2 separate regions of the Homo sapiens genome follow, and region 1 is linked to region 2. A link is an interaction called in ENCODE POLR2A ChIA-PET data of the cell type or tissue named here. Cell type or tissue: Panc1. All regions are shown on one strand.

Region 1 (8,000 bases), 230 kb after region 2:
ACCTGGAAAGATGTCTGTGATGTTATGTTAGATAAAAGCCAAAAGCAGAAAGTGCTTACCTTAAGGTGCAGGTGAGGGCGGCAAAACATCTACGTGTTTAAGATGTGTCTATTTAAATCACGGGAGAAGTTAACATAGGAGGCAGTGACAGGGAACCCTGCCCTGGGACCAAGGACCCTTTGGCCAAGGTGCAAAGCCCTCTTGAAGAAGCAAGCAGATGTCTACCTGGGATCAGTTCCTAGCCAAAGCCAAGCGTCAGGAAACTTGAGCATAAACACCCCTTCCATCCTGGTGCGACTCTCAGGAAGTGAGAAAAGCCGAGCCTCACCGTGTGGTTAGCGCCACAGGCCACGTCTCGTACAACCACGTTTGGTACAGGCAGAATCTGTCCATCTTTCGTCTTCTCAATGAAGATGGCCACTCGCCGGGGAACTAGTTCACAGTCGTACTCTATCCGCTGTGCCCGGGCGATGAACTTCCCATCTGAGTTGTGTCCTGTAGAGACCACAGAGCCGGCCATCAGCAGCAGCACAAGCACAAGGGACGTGTCAGTGTGCTCACACGGACTCTGTAGTGAGCCCCGGCAGCACCCCAATCTGGCCCTTCTGGGCCTTAGACCAGCACACGTTGGTCAACAAAGGCAGCATTTCCAATCTTAGGCACAGCACAGTGAGTGGGTCAGTGAAATCAATTTTGTGAGCTAAGACCAGTTATTTTTTAAAAACGAATAGAACAGAATGACAAAGAATACTCTACACATAATAATGGCACCATGTTACAACAATTCCAGGTAAGGTATTATACGTTCAGATTGGGTTGCAAAAGAAAACTTATTTCTTACAATGGGTTGCAGTCAAAAAAGTTGAAGCTGCTGATCAAGGAATGGTCTATCAAGTAAGATCTCTACCCCACTGGAGGGACCACAAGGAGCCCCTAAAAGACCAAGAATAGACAGAAAAGCTCCATACACAATCCCAGGCCTCTGTTTTTATGAATTACCAGTAACCTAAACGTATGGTTACGGGTGGCTAAAGCCTGCAATTCCCACACTCCGAATGACCCAGGGACTGGTTCGCAAAGACCCAGCTCAGCACACCACACACCAGAAGCCCGGCTGCTCCAGTCCTGAGAACACGCCAGACACCCAAGCTCCTGCAGCCACCTGCAGCAGCAGGGCTGCTAAGTAGTTTATAGTTTTAAACTGCTCCTGTTCCCACACTGTGATCATCAGTTTGGTTGGGCACGGTGGGCCACGCCTGGAATCCCAGCACGTTGGGAGGCCGAAGTGGGTGGATCACCTGAAGTGAGGTGTTTGAGACCAGCCTGGCCAACACAGTGAAGGCCTGTCTCTACTTTAAAAAACAAAAACAAACAAACAAAGATTAGCTGGGCGTGGTGGTGGGTGCCTATAGTCCAGCTACTTGGGAAGGCTGAGGCAGAAGAATCGCTTGAACCTGGGAGGTGGAGGTTGCAGTGAGCAGAGATCATGCCACTGCACTCCAGCCTGGGCGACAGAACAAGTTTCTGTCTCCAAAAAAAAACAAACAAAAAAACTTGTTGTTATCAGTTTGTAAACTAGCCCCCGGCTTGTGGCTAATCCCCCTCCATACGGCACGCTGGTGTGCACCTCAGCCCTTATTGGTATGTGTGTTTTTGAGCACTGTGCTATTTAAATACAGTCAGCCCTCCATGGCCACAGGTTCAACCAACAGTGGTCCAAAAATATCTGGGGGGAGGAGGAAACAAGGAAAAAAAAAAGATAATACAAACAATACAAGTAAGACCATACAGTAGAACTACTTACATAACATTTACATCACATTAGGTACTGAAGTAATCTAGAGATGATTTTAAGTGTACAGGTTACATGCAAATACTATGCCATTTTATATAAGGTACTTGAGCATCTTAAGATCTTGGTATCCACAGGGGGTACTGGAAGCAATCCCCCAGGTTACCAAGGAGCAACTGCACCCTGGAATCACAACTACGCTACACACAATAAAACTCCTGGGCTTGTTTACAGGGCGCCTTATAACACTCATCTCATAAGCAGGTTCTATTTTTTTTTTTTTTTTTTTGAGACAGAGTCTCGCTCTGTCGCCCAGGCTGGAGTGCGGTGGCATGATCTCTGCTCACTATCACTGTCTTATGACAGCAGTTCTCTACTGTTGACATAATCCCTTCCAGTGGAACATCTGTCCGTTTAAAAGTCTGAGGGTCTTGGCCGGGCGCGGTGGCTCGCGCCTGTAATCCCAGCACTTTGGGAGGCTGAGGTCGGCGGATCACGAGGTCAAGAGATTGAGACCATCCTGGCCAACATGGTGAAACCCCGTCTCTACCAAAAATACAAAAATTAGCCAGGTGTGGTGGCGCACGCCTGTAGTCCCAGCTACTCAGGAGGCTGAGGCAGGAGAATCGCTTGAACCCGGGAGGCGGAGGGTGCAGTGACCCGAGATCGCGCCACTGCACTCCAGCCTGGTGACAGAGCAAGACTCCGTATCAAAAAAAACAATAAAAGTCTGAGGGTCCCCACTAAGAAATTCCCCCACCTTCTAGGCTACGATGAATGTAAGAGCATCACAGTAAATAGAATGCATTTCCGGATATGTCGCTACTTTTCTCACAAAAATGGTATTTTTAAACACTTGCACTCTTCCGGACAAGGTTTCAGCAAGGCAGTCAACAAATGATTAGAGTCCTTTTATTTGCTATCGACACAGTGGATACTGAACAGACACAACTCCCAGACAGGAGAGGAGGCACATTTGGTGACTGCTTTTTCCACCTCCTTTAAAGAGCTGCACACATCTGCTTTCTCCAGAAGTACAGGACAGAAGCTACTCCAGAAAACATCGAACAGCGGGCTTCCCTGTCCCTCTAGAGGGGTGACAGCTCTTTAAAATAAAGTTAAATGGCATGGCTGGGCACGGTGGCTCATGCCTGTAATCCCAACACTTTGGGAGGCCGAGGCGGGTAGATCACTTGAGATCAAGCGTTTGAGACCAGCCTGGTCAACATGGTGAAACCCCGTCTCTACTAAAAATACAAAAAAAAGTTAGCTGGGTGTGGCAGCGGGCGCCTGTAGTCCCAACTACTTGGGAGACCGAGGCAGGAGAATTGCTTGAACCAAGGAGGTGGAGGTTGCAGTGAACTGAGATCACACCACTGCACTCCATCCCGGGTGACAGAGGGAGACTCCGTCTTTCTTATCTTGGCGTTGCCCAGCCCAGTTCAGTGCACTGCAAAAAAGGGGGCACAAGGCATGAGTGTGTGTGGATGAGACACGGCCATAGTCGGATTTAGGTTCATTCTAAAAGTGATCTATCTGGATTTGGACAACGAAACAAACACCTGCCTTAAAGCAAGTAATACGCTGAGAATAAGCGATTCTGTAGCTACAAATCAAGCCGATTTCCAAACTACCTGCAAGTTGAGTGTAACTGAGCACCTGCGAATTTGTACAAAGTGCTTACATGGTGCCTGGCACACACAGTCACTGCTCCATGAAAGTGAGCCGTTTTTATCACCAACAGCATGTCATGCTTCCTGACGGAAAATCGACTTGCCGGGGTGCAGAGGGGAGGCCAAGGCAGCAGGAGCGCGCACGTGGCAGGAAGCGGACCGCTGCTGGGCACCGCAGCAGGGCTGTGGCCATGGAAACCGCTCTCCAACTGTCTCGGGCTCCACCACGGCAACCAACGCGAAATGTGAAATGTGCGTAAGGGGCTGTTCTCTCTTATTCACTTCTGACTTGAAGTATATTTAGTTTCACAAAGTCACTGTTCCCCGAGGCTAAGGCCAGCGGGCTCGGCGCTATTTTTACCTTTTCCATCTGCCAGGCGCTGCGGCTGCAGGAGCGCGCGCGGCCAGCAGAGGGCGCCCGCGCCACACCTCGCGGAGGCCTCCCCAGAGGGGCTGGAGTGGAGGCAGAGCCACAACCGGGAAGCGCACTTCAGGGAACCGCACTTAGGGTCCGATGGGAAGGAGAATGGAGACCATCAGGTCGGAAGACACTCCCCCCACTAACTGAGAACTGATGCCTGAATTCTCCTTTTCCACCAATGAGATCGAAGAAACAAGTTTCTGGACAACTAGATTCTGGCTAGGGATGACGCACGGGGAGGGGGTCCACCAGGGCTCCTCACGTGGCAACCCGAAATAATCGCCCAGGCCAGGGTTTCCAGAACAACGTTCATTTTCCGTAATTTTCTCATTTTCAATAAAGGCATAATCTTTAAATGTGAAATTGAATGAAGGTGGTCTGATTTTTTTTTAACTTTGAAATCCCTTTATATAAATGAATTCCCAAATCAGAAAAAAAGAAATCTTTTGTAGGACTCCAGTCCCAACTTTTCCATTGAGGCAGTGTTGCAATACTCCATAATCCTGTGAATGAGGACGCGCTGTTCTGCTGAACGTGAGATCCACTTAACGGACAAAGGCTATTATCTGAGATCAATTACCCACATTTCTAACACGTGTGTGCAGCCCCACACTGATCTCTAGTTCTGAATATATACAGTTAGATTACAGAGCTTTTAAAAAATGTACTTCCATACCCAGCTGACCATATTCAGGGCACCCAAAGGAATAGAGGTTTCCTTTGCAGTCCATTATCATACTGAATTCAGCCCCACAGGCCATTTTGGTAATTGGCTGGCCGTTGTACATTATCTGAAAAGACAAGAAAGGAGACTTTCATTTTTTTTAAAGACTGATAAAAAGCCTCTACCTCTCTGCATGTTGGTGGGAAACAATTACTAGGTTACAAACGGAAGTTTAATAAACTCAGTAATTCTGAAGGCAAAAGCTGAAGGCATTTCTAGAACACAAAGCTTAGAAGATATGTAAAGAAGCACCCTCAGACCCCCACCCTCCCAGCACAGAGCAGTTCAAAGCCTAGCCACTGTCTCTTTAAGATCAATAAAACCAAGTCCCTCCCTTCCTTCATCACCTAGACCACTAATTAGGCACTTAGCATTCTTCTGCCTTTAGTAGTAGTTTGTTTTTAAGGTATAAATCTCACCCCTCCAACTCAAGTTTCTTAGAAAAAAAAAGACTGCCTATCTCCTGGGCGCGGTGGCTCACACCCAGCACTTTGGGAGGCCGAGGCAGGCAGATCAGGAAGTCAAGAGATGGAGACCATCCTGGCCAACATGGTGAAACCCCATCTCTACTAAAAATACAAAAATTAGCCAGGCGTGGTGGAGCATGCCTGTAGTCCCAGCTACTCGGGAGGCTGAGGCAGGAGAATCGCTTGAATCCGGGAGGCAGAGGTTGCAGTGAGCTGAGATCGCGCCACTGCACTCTAGCCTGGCAACAGAGCGAGACTCTGTCTCCCCTCCAAAAAAAAAAGACTGCCTATCTCGTATTTGTATTCTAAGCATCTGGCTGGTGACTTTATACAAGGTCAAAACAAAGTATTTGGGGGAAGTACAATTACATCCATATAACATCACTCACTTTCTTTGGAACAGAACAGGCTTACGACAAGGCATTTCTAACAGATTTCTCCATTTGGAAACAAAATGTTTTCAGGATGGTTTTCAACCCGACCACAAACTAAGCCTGTTTTAAAAACTATAGCAAGGCTGTGTGCAGTGGCTCACACCTGTAATCCCAGTACTTTGGGAGGCCGAGGTGGGTGGATCACCTGAGGTCAGGAGTTCCAGACCAGCCTGACCAACATGGAGAAACCCCGTCTCTACTAAAAATACAAAATTAGCCAGGTGTGGTGGCACATGCCTGTAATCCCAGCTACTCCAGAGGCTGAGGCCGGGGAATCACTTGAACCCGGGAGGCGGAGGTTGCAGTGAGCCGAGATTGCGCCATTGCACTCCAGCCTGGGCAAAAAGAGTGAAACTCCGTTCTCAAAAAAAAACAAAAAACAAAAAAACAAACAAAAAAACTCTACAGCATGTAACTAAACATCCAGACCCTGTTTTTACAAGGGGTAAATTAACTCAAACGGAGACCCCACCTTAGAAAATCAAACACAAAAGTAAAGAGAAACAAAAAGCCATGGAGCCGGAGCTGAGGAGGGGTCACCTGCGCGGGGCTGGGAACAGCGTCTGTCTGGTTGCCAAGGCCCAGCTGCCCCATCTTGTTTTCCCCAAACGCAAACACGGAGCCCGTTTCTGGAAGAAAGGAAAAATATCACAAAAGGGAAGATAATGGTGAATGTTTTGAACTAGATTTAGAATCAAAGGCATCAAAATAATAAAAACAGCTCATTTGCCAGGCAGAAGGCAAGTGAGACTGCCCAAAAGCTGGCAGTGCAGACGCTTCACAGCAAAGCCATTTCACATCAGAAACTGGGTGTGCAGAGAAACAGAGGGCAGCGTCTCCTACTCCCAGATGGGCCTCCTATGGCCACTGGGGAGGCTCCCAATGCCCTCAAGAAGCCACTCCATGCCAAGGTTCTCAGGGCCTCTTTCTGATCCTGACCAAGAGTCACAAGGGGAACTCCACCACCCCACGCCCCATCCCCAAGGCAGACCACCTGGCCTCTTGCCAAACTGAGAGGAGACACCAGCAGCCACCTCCTTACCCGTCAAGGCCAAGGTGTGGTTCCGCCCACATGCTGCAGACACAATCACTTCGTGGCTAAGACCCTCGATGAGTCTAGGGGCTTCTACTCTCTTGGTGTCACCATGTCCCAGCTGCCCCTTCTCATTTCGACCTGCAGATCACATGAGAGAAAGTAGAAAAGAGAGAGGGTGGTCCAGGCGGCACCACCAGGAGAAGGCGAGTACAAACACACTCTCAAATGATGCCCATCTGTCTCTGGAAGGTACCCTCCAAATTCCCAACAGCCAAGATCCAGAGCAAAGAACGCCCCGGCCCTCTGCCCGCTGGAATGGCGCCTGCTGCAGCTCCCCGGACCTCCTTCCCTGGGGCAGCAGCGGGACCACCCGTGCACACCTCCCACGTCTCTGCTACAAAGGGAAATGAGAGGCTCAGTGTGGTAGGGACACCATGCACAGGCGGGCATGCTCGCAGAAACACGCCGTTCCCACTTAGAGTGCCTGCAAGACAACCACCCCGTCCCTACCCTCTGAGATGTATTTTAAGACAGCACCCCATTTTGACACCTGGCTCACCAGAGTTTAATCACTTTGGTGCTCTGGGCATCCACTGAGGACCATTTGGTGTCTGCCCAATATTTCTCTTCCTTTTTCTACCCTGTAAATGGTGCTCACATAACAGTGCCAATCCCACCCCTAGGGATCGCCCCTCAAGGACTCTCAGCCACAGGAACCCTGGTGACAAAGCACAGATCCACCCTCAACACAACACGCCCAGCCCCACCTCCAGGACTGCTGCAGGTGCGACCAAGGCCCTGTATCTGTGAATTCCAGCGGAAGGCAGGCCTGAGGGCCAACCCCTACCCCCAAGTCCTCTGCAGAACCAAATTCAACTCCAAACAGACGTGGAAGTTGGGTGGGCCAAAAGGAGGGCTGGGAGCCCCTACACCGCATCTAGGTTTCAACACAAACTACCAAGTTCCAAAACAAAAATTCAACCGGCCACTCTCGGATCCCTCCCGATAAGAGAAAAACCACACATGTAACCTGACGTGGGGAAACTGACGGAGATCTTACAGTGGTGAGAAGTCAGGGCAATTCTAGGGGGTTTTGCAACCTTCTCCAGCAATGAACTTTTCACCCTTAGGTTGTGATAAAGGCAGACAGCAGAGCCATTAAGATGAGTTCCAGCTGTCCTGGAGAAGGCTTGCAGGAGCAGCCTCTGACTACAGAAGGAATTGCGACGAAGGGAAACCAGCCTCTGACTCGCTCTAATTAAAGAACGGCGGGCTGAAGGGCCAGCACTGGCACTCGAGCAGGAGAGGCAGATACACCAGCTTCCAATGGGAGCTGCCCAAGTTCATGTGAAAGGCATGTGAATACAGAGCAACAAGTGCAAGTCTCAGTGGACTGAGATGCGGCAGGACAGGGTGAGCGGGCCACAGATGGAGACCCCACATGAGCAATGCG
Region 2 (8,000 bases):
ATTAACCCCCCAAAAGGAAAGATAAATGTAAAAGTGGGAATTGGTGAAAAAAATAGGACTAAAACAAAAATCCAAAAGTTGGTTCTTGGAAAAGATTAATTAAATGGATGAACTTTTGGCAAGGTTCAATGGGAAAAAGAGAAGTCTTAAATAAAGGAACTTAACAAGACAGGCACACAAGAGCGTAACCTTGTGTTACACTCAGGAAACGGAGAGAAGCCACCACAGGAAACGGAAGAAGCCACCTCTGTTTCTGGAGGAGACTGGTACCATCTCAGACCTACTAGCCCTTGGGGGACCCCAAGAGAGGGGACACCCATCTCCTGCAATATTTTGGGGAGCCAAGCTTGTACCTGCAAACACACAGAGCCCAGGCCTCCAGAAAAGTGTCTGCATCCTCCCTGAAGGAGCCCCAGGCCAGCAGCCCCTTCCTGTCACATTCCCCTCCTCCCCAGAGGTAGAAGGGCTGTCAATCTATCACAGCGCTGCAGCTGCACCGGCGTTTCCCAAAGTGGCTGCACCATTTACATTCCAACCAGCAGTGTATGAGGCTTCCAGCTTCTTCAACTCCTTGTCAACACTTGTTGTGGTCTGCCTTTTTGATTATAGTCATTCTAGTGAGTGTGAGGTAGTATCTCATTGCAGTTTTGATTTTCATTTCCCTACTGACTAATGGTATGGAGTATCTTTCATGGGCTTATTGGCCATTTGTATATCTTCTTTGGAGAACTATCTACCCAAATTCTTTGTCCACTTTGTAATCTTTTCATTGTTGAGTGATAAGCATTCTTTACATATTCTGGACACTAGAGCCTTATTGCATTCACAATTTGCAAATATCTTCTCCCCACTGGGGATGGTCTTTTCGCTTTCTTGATATTGTCCTTTGAAGCATCAAAATTTTAAATTTTATTTATTTATTTATTTATTTTTGAGACGGGGTCTCGCTCTGTTGCCCAGGCTGGAGTGCAGTGGCACGATTTCGGCTCACTGCAAGCTCCGCCTCCCAGGATCATGCCATTCCCCTGCCTCAGCCTCCTGAGTAGCTGGGACTACAGGCACCTGCCACCACTCCCGGCTAATTATTTGTATTTTTAGTAGAGACAGGGTTTCACAGTGTTAGCCGGGATGGTCTCGATCTCCTGACCTCATGATCCTCCTGCCTCAGCCCCACAAAGTGCTGGGATTACAGGCGTGAGCCACCGTGCCTGGCCCAAAGTTTTAAATTTCGATGAAGTCCAATTTATGCGTTTTTCCTTTAGTTGCTAAAATTAAATTTATGAGACTGACATGCTGCCTACTGCACTGAGGAAGCAACTTAAATTTAAATTAAAAGAATGTATATGCCAAGAAATGTGGAAATTTAGATAAAAATGACAAGTTTCTTGGAAAATCTAACTTATCCACACAACCCGTGTGGTGTTCTGATAAATATTTAACAATTGGCTTTCCAAACCAACCAACCTAATGCCGCACACATAAAAGCCCCTTTCGTGTAGTGCTAACCAGTTTCCATGGTGTAAATACTCCCACCATGGCCAGTGTGACATCCCTGAGTGTGGTGTTGGGAAGAGATGTGCATTATCTGCTCTCCAGAGCCAGCCTCCAGTGCGTCACTGAGCTGTAACACAAGAAATGGAGAACCCAAATCATTCTATAACCATAAAACAAGCGGAATCAGTGGCCCAGCCCTCAGTCCTGCACCCATAATCTTCAAGGCTTGCCATGACTTTCTGCAAGAGGGACCACCAGGCCACCCTCCACTCTGGTAGAGTTGCTGATGTGGCAACCAGTGAAGAATGCCATCAGCAAAGTCCCACTGGAGAGGCCCAGCCCAGTAGGTCATACCCAGTCCCGGTCCAGCTCTCTTCCCCTCCTCTGCCCCTCCTGCTGAGCAAAGGTTCTGCCTGAACCTTTGGATCTAACCAGGCACATGTAGACCCACGTATCACAGGATGTCAGTGACCAGCTCCTAGCAATGAAGGCTCAGAAAGGTCCAGCAAGATGCCCAAGGTCACACAGCAGGCCATGGCAGAGTTCAGCTGGAGCCCAAGCCTCAGAACTCCCATCCCAGCCTTGAACTGTGAAACTAGAGTCTGGCCCATGAATCCTCTTTAGCTGAGCCCTTGGGCCCCCCATGCAGGCCTGAGTGGGCCTGGGGATCTCAATGGGCTTGAATGTGTCCCAAGGCCAGGTCTGCCTATGCCTGTCCCATCACTTCTCCCCAGGGAGTTCAGGGAGCCCCACAGCCGGGGCTACAACTGAGGGCACAGCCAGCTCTGAACCATGGACAGAGCCTAGCCCCTGCAAGTCAGGGGTTGAGGTGACAGGATGCTCTGGGCGCTCCCTGGAGGAGGCGGGCATCGCCTGAGGCCCTTCTGGAGGCTGCTAACACAGTGGGGAAATCAAGCGTGCGCTTTGGAAGCAGACCGAGCCAGGCTGGCATCCCAGGTTCCCACGTGGTGCTGCGTGACCTCGGGCAAAGTGTCTCAACATCTGGAATCTCCTTTTTTTCCTCATAAAGATGCCTGGTCTCACAACCGTTAAGACTTGAATGAGGTAATGTTATGTTCAAGTGCTCTGCTCTGGGCTGGCACAGGGTTGGTGGCCCATAAACAGTAAGTTCCACTCCTTCCCTAGTGGGAGCAGCTTAGCTGTCTCAGCAGAGCCCTTTCCCCTGCTTGGGGATCCTGGTGGCTGGTGGGGGTGGGGACAGGGAGGAGGGGTGGTACAAACCTCTACAGAGTGCATACATTTTAAGTGTAGAGCTCTGGGCCAGATGCCATGGCCAGGTCCTGGGTTAGCCTCCTCAAAGGATGCCATAGGGGCGGATACAGAGCCAGGAGGACAGCCCCACAAAGGGCAGCCCCCTAGGCCAGGCACCGTGGCTCACATCTGTAATCCCAGCACTTTGGGAGGCCGAAGCGGACAGATCACCTGAGGTCAGGAGTTCGAGACCAGCCTAGACAACGTGGTGAAATCCCATCTCTACTAACAATACAAAAATTAGCCAGGCGTGGTGGTGGGTGCCTGTAATTCCAGCTACTTGGAAGGCTGAGGCACAAGAATCGCTTGAACCCGGGAGGTGGAGTTTGCAGTGAGCTGAGATCATGCCACTGCACTCCAGCCTGGGAGGCCTTGGGACTTGGTTGGTGACTGGAGCCAGAGACTCCATCTCAAAAAACAAAACAAAACAAAACAAAACAAAAACAAAGGGCAGCCCCCCAGAAACCCGAATACAGAAGACCTATCCGACATCCTGACCTGTCCCCACAAGGACAGCTGGAGGGGAAGTGCTGCTCCACGTGGCTCCAGTGCTGCAGAGAGCCCTGGCCAGGGATTGGGAGCCAGTGTTGGTGACCTTGGGCAGGTCGCCACCCTTCTCTGTTCCTCACCATTCCCATCTGTAAAAGGCAAGGGTTGGACCAATTCATCCCCTGGGTCCCTTCTGGCTCTGACCTTTGGGGATTCCCAGCCTGCTCCCAGCCTTGACTTTCAGAGAAGCTATGGACTGGCCAGGGCTGCCCCTTGGCAAGTGTTTCCTTTGGCTCATGCAGAAGCTGTGCCCCAGGCTCGCTAGTCCAGACCAATAAGCCAGGCTCATAAACGCCTGGCGGGGCAGCCGGTCTCCTTCACATAAAAGTCATTTTCCAAACAGGATTGAGAAAGGCCAGCTCCGGACAGGCCATCTCGGGGGCACTGGAGCAGAGAGTGCCCGATTGCCTGAGCCTTCCTGGCCAGCTCCCCCTGTCATCTGCCTCGTCTTGGTGCCTATCTCCCTCCCGCTTACCCTCTGGAGATAAACTGGGGCATGAGTCCTGCCTCCTATGTGGCCTTGGTCCTGTCACGTCTCCTTCTGGGCCTCAGTTTCCCTATCTGTCAAACAGGGAGGCCCATCCCTGGCTGGCCTCACTCGGCAGTGTGTGACAGTGCCTTGCCAGGAGTGAGCAGCGAGCTGGTGAAGAGTGGCTCTCAGCCCCTGGGTGACCCTCCCCATATCCCCCAGCCCAGACCTCTCATCTCAGCTCTGGCCTCCCACCCTGGCCCAGAACCACATGCCCAGAGGGAGCTCTGCACACATGGGCAGAAGAGGCCTTGTGACTTGGCTGCTGGCTGCATCTGCTGGGTGTGCTGCCTCCCCCATCAGACAAGGAATCAGACCAGAGGCTTCCTGAGGACCAGAGCTGCATCTCATCCATCAGACCAGGACCCCTGAGGACAGCAGCAGCTTCGTCTCCACCCTCAGAAAGAGGTGGGTCTTGAAGGTAGCAGTGAGTCCCTTCCACCTGCAGGAAGAGTGTCCTGAGAGCTCCTCCATCAAAAGACTCCAGGGCAGGGCTGTGTCTCCCCCATTAGATTAGAAGGTTCTCAAAAGAGAGAGGGAGCATTGCCTACTCCTTAATTCTTATACCATGGGAGCTGTGTTTCCCCCATCAGACTAGATGATCTGTGTGTTCAAGGGCTATGCCTCCCCATCAGATTGGAAGCTTCCAAGCGCAGGGGCTGTTCCTCCCCGATCAGCGAGGAGGCCCCTGAAGGACAGGCATTTTGTCTCCATGCTCAGTCTGGGGTCTCACTGAGCATGACCTGAGCCTCCTCTTCAGACTGTGGGCCCCACTGTCTTCCTTCAGAGCCAGCACCTGGGCGGCCTGTGCTGGGTGTCTGGGAGAAAGGAGGATGCACGTGGGCTGAGGGGAAGTGGGGCAGGAAGCGTGTATTAAGGCAAAGAGGTGGCTCAGAACCAGGTGCCCACCGTGCCAGGCTGTGCTGGCACCCCGTGCTCCCAGGGCAGAGGGCCAGGGCAGGCTGGGTGATTCACGCCTAGGTTGGAGCTGGTTGCTTCTCAGACTCCGCCCAACCCTGGCTGGCCTCACTATGGGTTACCTGGGGGGATCTGTAGGGGGACATGGAGGCTGGGGGCACTGGGATGCTGTTTGGGAGAAGGCAGGGGAGAGGCCTCAGGAGATGTAAGCCTCACCTGGTCTCACTGAGTCAGAGCTGGACAGGCCCCTGAGCATCAGCTACCCAAGCCCCTCCTTGCAGAGAGGGCAGAAGGTTGCACAGCCGGTCTCCAGGGTCTTAGGACGGGGACCTAGGGATCCTGAATCCTGGCCCAGTACTGCTTCCAAGCTGGTGACCCAGCTTGTGTTATTAGACAGGCCCCTCCCACATGAGTGGGGAAGAGAGAACCCTCACTTCCACCTAATTGTTAGCACTGAGTCCAGATAACCCAGAGGGCAGGGCAGGGGCCTGTCTGGGAGCCTTCCTAACCACCCCCATCCTTTCTTCCGGCATCATTCCTCCTCCTTGCCTTTTATTATTCTCCTCTGGCTTTGCAAGCCCATTCCTCTGAAAGCCTCATGTAAAGGGTCGCTTTACATGAGACTTTTCAAAACTGACACCTCAGTAAAGGCACAAGTAGATTCATGCAACCAGAGGTTGCAGCTGCACAGGCTGGCTGCAAGCAGAGAATCTCCTTGAAGCTTCCTGCTTAATATCTGTGCACGTGTGAATTGAGTTCCACTCCGCAATACAGGCCTGCTGCGAATGCTTGGGCAGGTTGTTCACTGCATACAGAGGAGGAGTTGGGGCTGACTTCCCATCCGAGCGCCTCTTGCCAAGCTTTGTGCCTGAGTGGGGCTGCATCTATCCCAAAGAAGGGGCATGCTTTTTCTCACTTTGCACAGAGGTGCCTTATGGACCAGCAGGGGCCCTGCCATGACCCGGCCAGATTTGTCTTAACATTTTCAAATACTTTTTTTTTCTCTCAAATTGTTGGGTAAATTGATGCTGCTGCAGGGAGCTGGGCCATGTTTTCTCAGGGGCTTTGTGGATCTAGATCACAGCCTGAGAAGCTCAAATTGACCCCAGATCACAACCTCCTGCCTGGTAAATTAAGACGATGGGTTGGCTTTATCTGTAAATTAAAATTTGGGCTTTTACATATCTTGTAGCAGGCCTCGCCTGGTGGCTCACGCCTGTAATCACAGCGCTTTGGGAGGCTGAGGTAGGTAGATAACTTGAGCTCACGAGTTCAAGACCAGCCCGGGCAACATACAGAAATCCTGTCTCTACTAAAAATACAAAAATTAGCCAGGTGTGGTAGTGCACATCTGTAGTCCCAGCTACTCAGGAGGCTGAGGTTGGAAGGATGGCTTGAGCCTAGGAGGTAGAGGTTGCAGTGAGCCGAGATCGTACCACTGAGCTCCAGCCTGGGCAATAGAGCCAGACCTTATCTCATAAATAACATAAAATATAAAATAAAATAAAAATCTTGTAGTGAATGCTGTTTCTGGAAGGTTTTTGACTCTAAACCCCACCAGTTGTACATGTGGTTACCTGACAATGGCTTTTCTGGTTTCTATCCTGGTTTGGGCGTGTTTTCACTGTACGGAAAAAAATGTTTAATTGCTTATTGAAGTTCCTATACACAAAGTACATAAATTTTAAGTGTATAGCCCAATGTATGTTTACATATAATTACAGCAGTGTAATCACCACTCAGATCAAGATACAGAACATTTCCAACACCCCAGAAGGCTTCTTCATGCCTGCTGCTAGTCAATGCTGCCTCCTCTAAATGTAATTACTTTTCTGATCTCTATCACCACAGGTTAGCTTTGCCTGTTCTTGAACTTCATATAAATGGAATCACGCAGTATTTAGTCTTTTGTGTCTGGATTCTCTTGCACATCAATATGTCTGTGAGGTTTATTCTTGTTGTCACATGGAACTGTGATATGTTCTTTTTCATTGTTGTATAGTATTTCATTTAATGAAGATACTACAATGTATGTATCCCTCTCTCTATTGATGGACATGTGGGTTATTTCCAATTTGTGGTTATTGAAAGTAAAGTTGCTATGAATGTCCTTGTACATATCTTTTGGTGGGAAATGGTCTCATTCTTCTACAGTGTCTAGGAGTGGAATTGCTGGGTCATAGGCGTATTAGTCTGTTTTTGCATTGCTATAAAGAACTACTTGAGACTGGGTAATTTATGAAGGAAAGAGGTTTAATTGACTCACAGTTCTGCATGGCTGTGGAGGTCTCAAGAAACTTGCAATCATGGTGGAAGAAGAAGTCAGCATCTTCTTCACAAGTCAGCAGGAGAGAGAGACAGCACAGGGGAAACTGCCACTTTTAAACCATCAGATCTCATGAGAACTCCCTCACTATCACGAGAACAGCATGGGGGAAACCACCCCCATGATCCAATCACCTCCCACCAGGTTCTTCCCTTGACACGTGGGGATTACAATTTGATGTGAGATTTGGGTGGGGACACATATCACAGGGAAAGTATGTATTGTGCTCCAAGTCTAATAGATACTGCCAACAGTTTTCCAATGTGATCCTACCAATTTCCATTCTCACAGGGAGTGTCTGAGAGTTCTATTTGTTCCACATCCACATCGCCAACACTTGGTATTGTGAGGCTTTTTAACCTTGGCTATCCTGGTGGTGGAGTCTTCTTTTTGTTTTCATTTGCATTTCCCTGGTGACTAAAGAAGTTGAGCATCTTTTCCTCTGTTTATTGGCCTCTTGGTATCTTTTATGTTTTTAAGTGAAGTGCCTGTTCAATTTTTTTTTTCTTTTTTGGGGGAATAGAGTCTCACTTTCTCACCTAGGCTGGGATGCAGTGGCGCAATCTTGACTCACTGCAACCTCTGCCTCCCAGGTTCAAGCAATTCTCCTGCCTCAGCCTGCTGAGTACCTGGGACTATAGGCGTGCACCACCACACCTGGCTAATTGTTTTACTTTTAGTAGAGACGGGGTTTTGCCATGTTGGCCAGGCTAGTCTTGAGTTCCTGACTTCAGGTTATCCACCCACCTTGGCCTCCCAAAGTGCTGAGATTACAGACGTGAGCCACCAAGCCCGGCGAATTTTTTTTGCTCGTTAAAAAAATCAGGAGGTCTGCCTTTTTCATATTTATTTGTAGGTGTTCTTATAAATTCTGGATGCGAGCTCTTTGTCAGATGTAAGGATTGTGAGTTA

The links. Peaks named below come from ENCODE experiments on the same cell type or tissue, not always from the same donor. Only the 100,000 strongest peaks of a DNase experiment are listed, where the experiment ranks them.
Region 1: POLR2A ChIA-PET joins it to region 2 with 6 read pairs; 2 of 35 experiments call an interaction of 5 or more read pairs at or near these places.

What each region holds. Positions count from the first base shown.
Region 1 is chr1:17,416,152-17,424,151 of GRCh38, forward strand. It overlaps RCC2 (regulator of chromosome condensation 2), which reads right to left. Exons shown (of 13, transcript NM_018715.4): 5 at 6,554-6,685; 6 at 6,052-6,140; 7 at 4,563-4,677; 8 at 329-495. Among named protein-coding and RNA genes, the nearest start is that of RCC2, 20 kb to the right of the region's middle. RefSeq lists enhancers at 826-1,696, 3,636-4,170, 5,900-6,654. In Panc1, a CTCF peak has its summit at 3,871 (motif pointing right); no DNase peak of the experiment used is centred here.
Region 2 is chr1:17,181,663-17,189,662 of GRCh38, forward strand. No RefSeq gene overlaps it. Among named protein-coding and RNA genes, the nearest start is that of LINC02783, 4.1 kb to the right of the region's middle. In Panc1, no CTCF peak of the experiment used is centred here; no DNase peak of the experiment used is centred here; H3K27ac peaks cover 7,728 bases.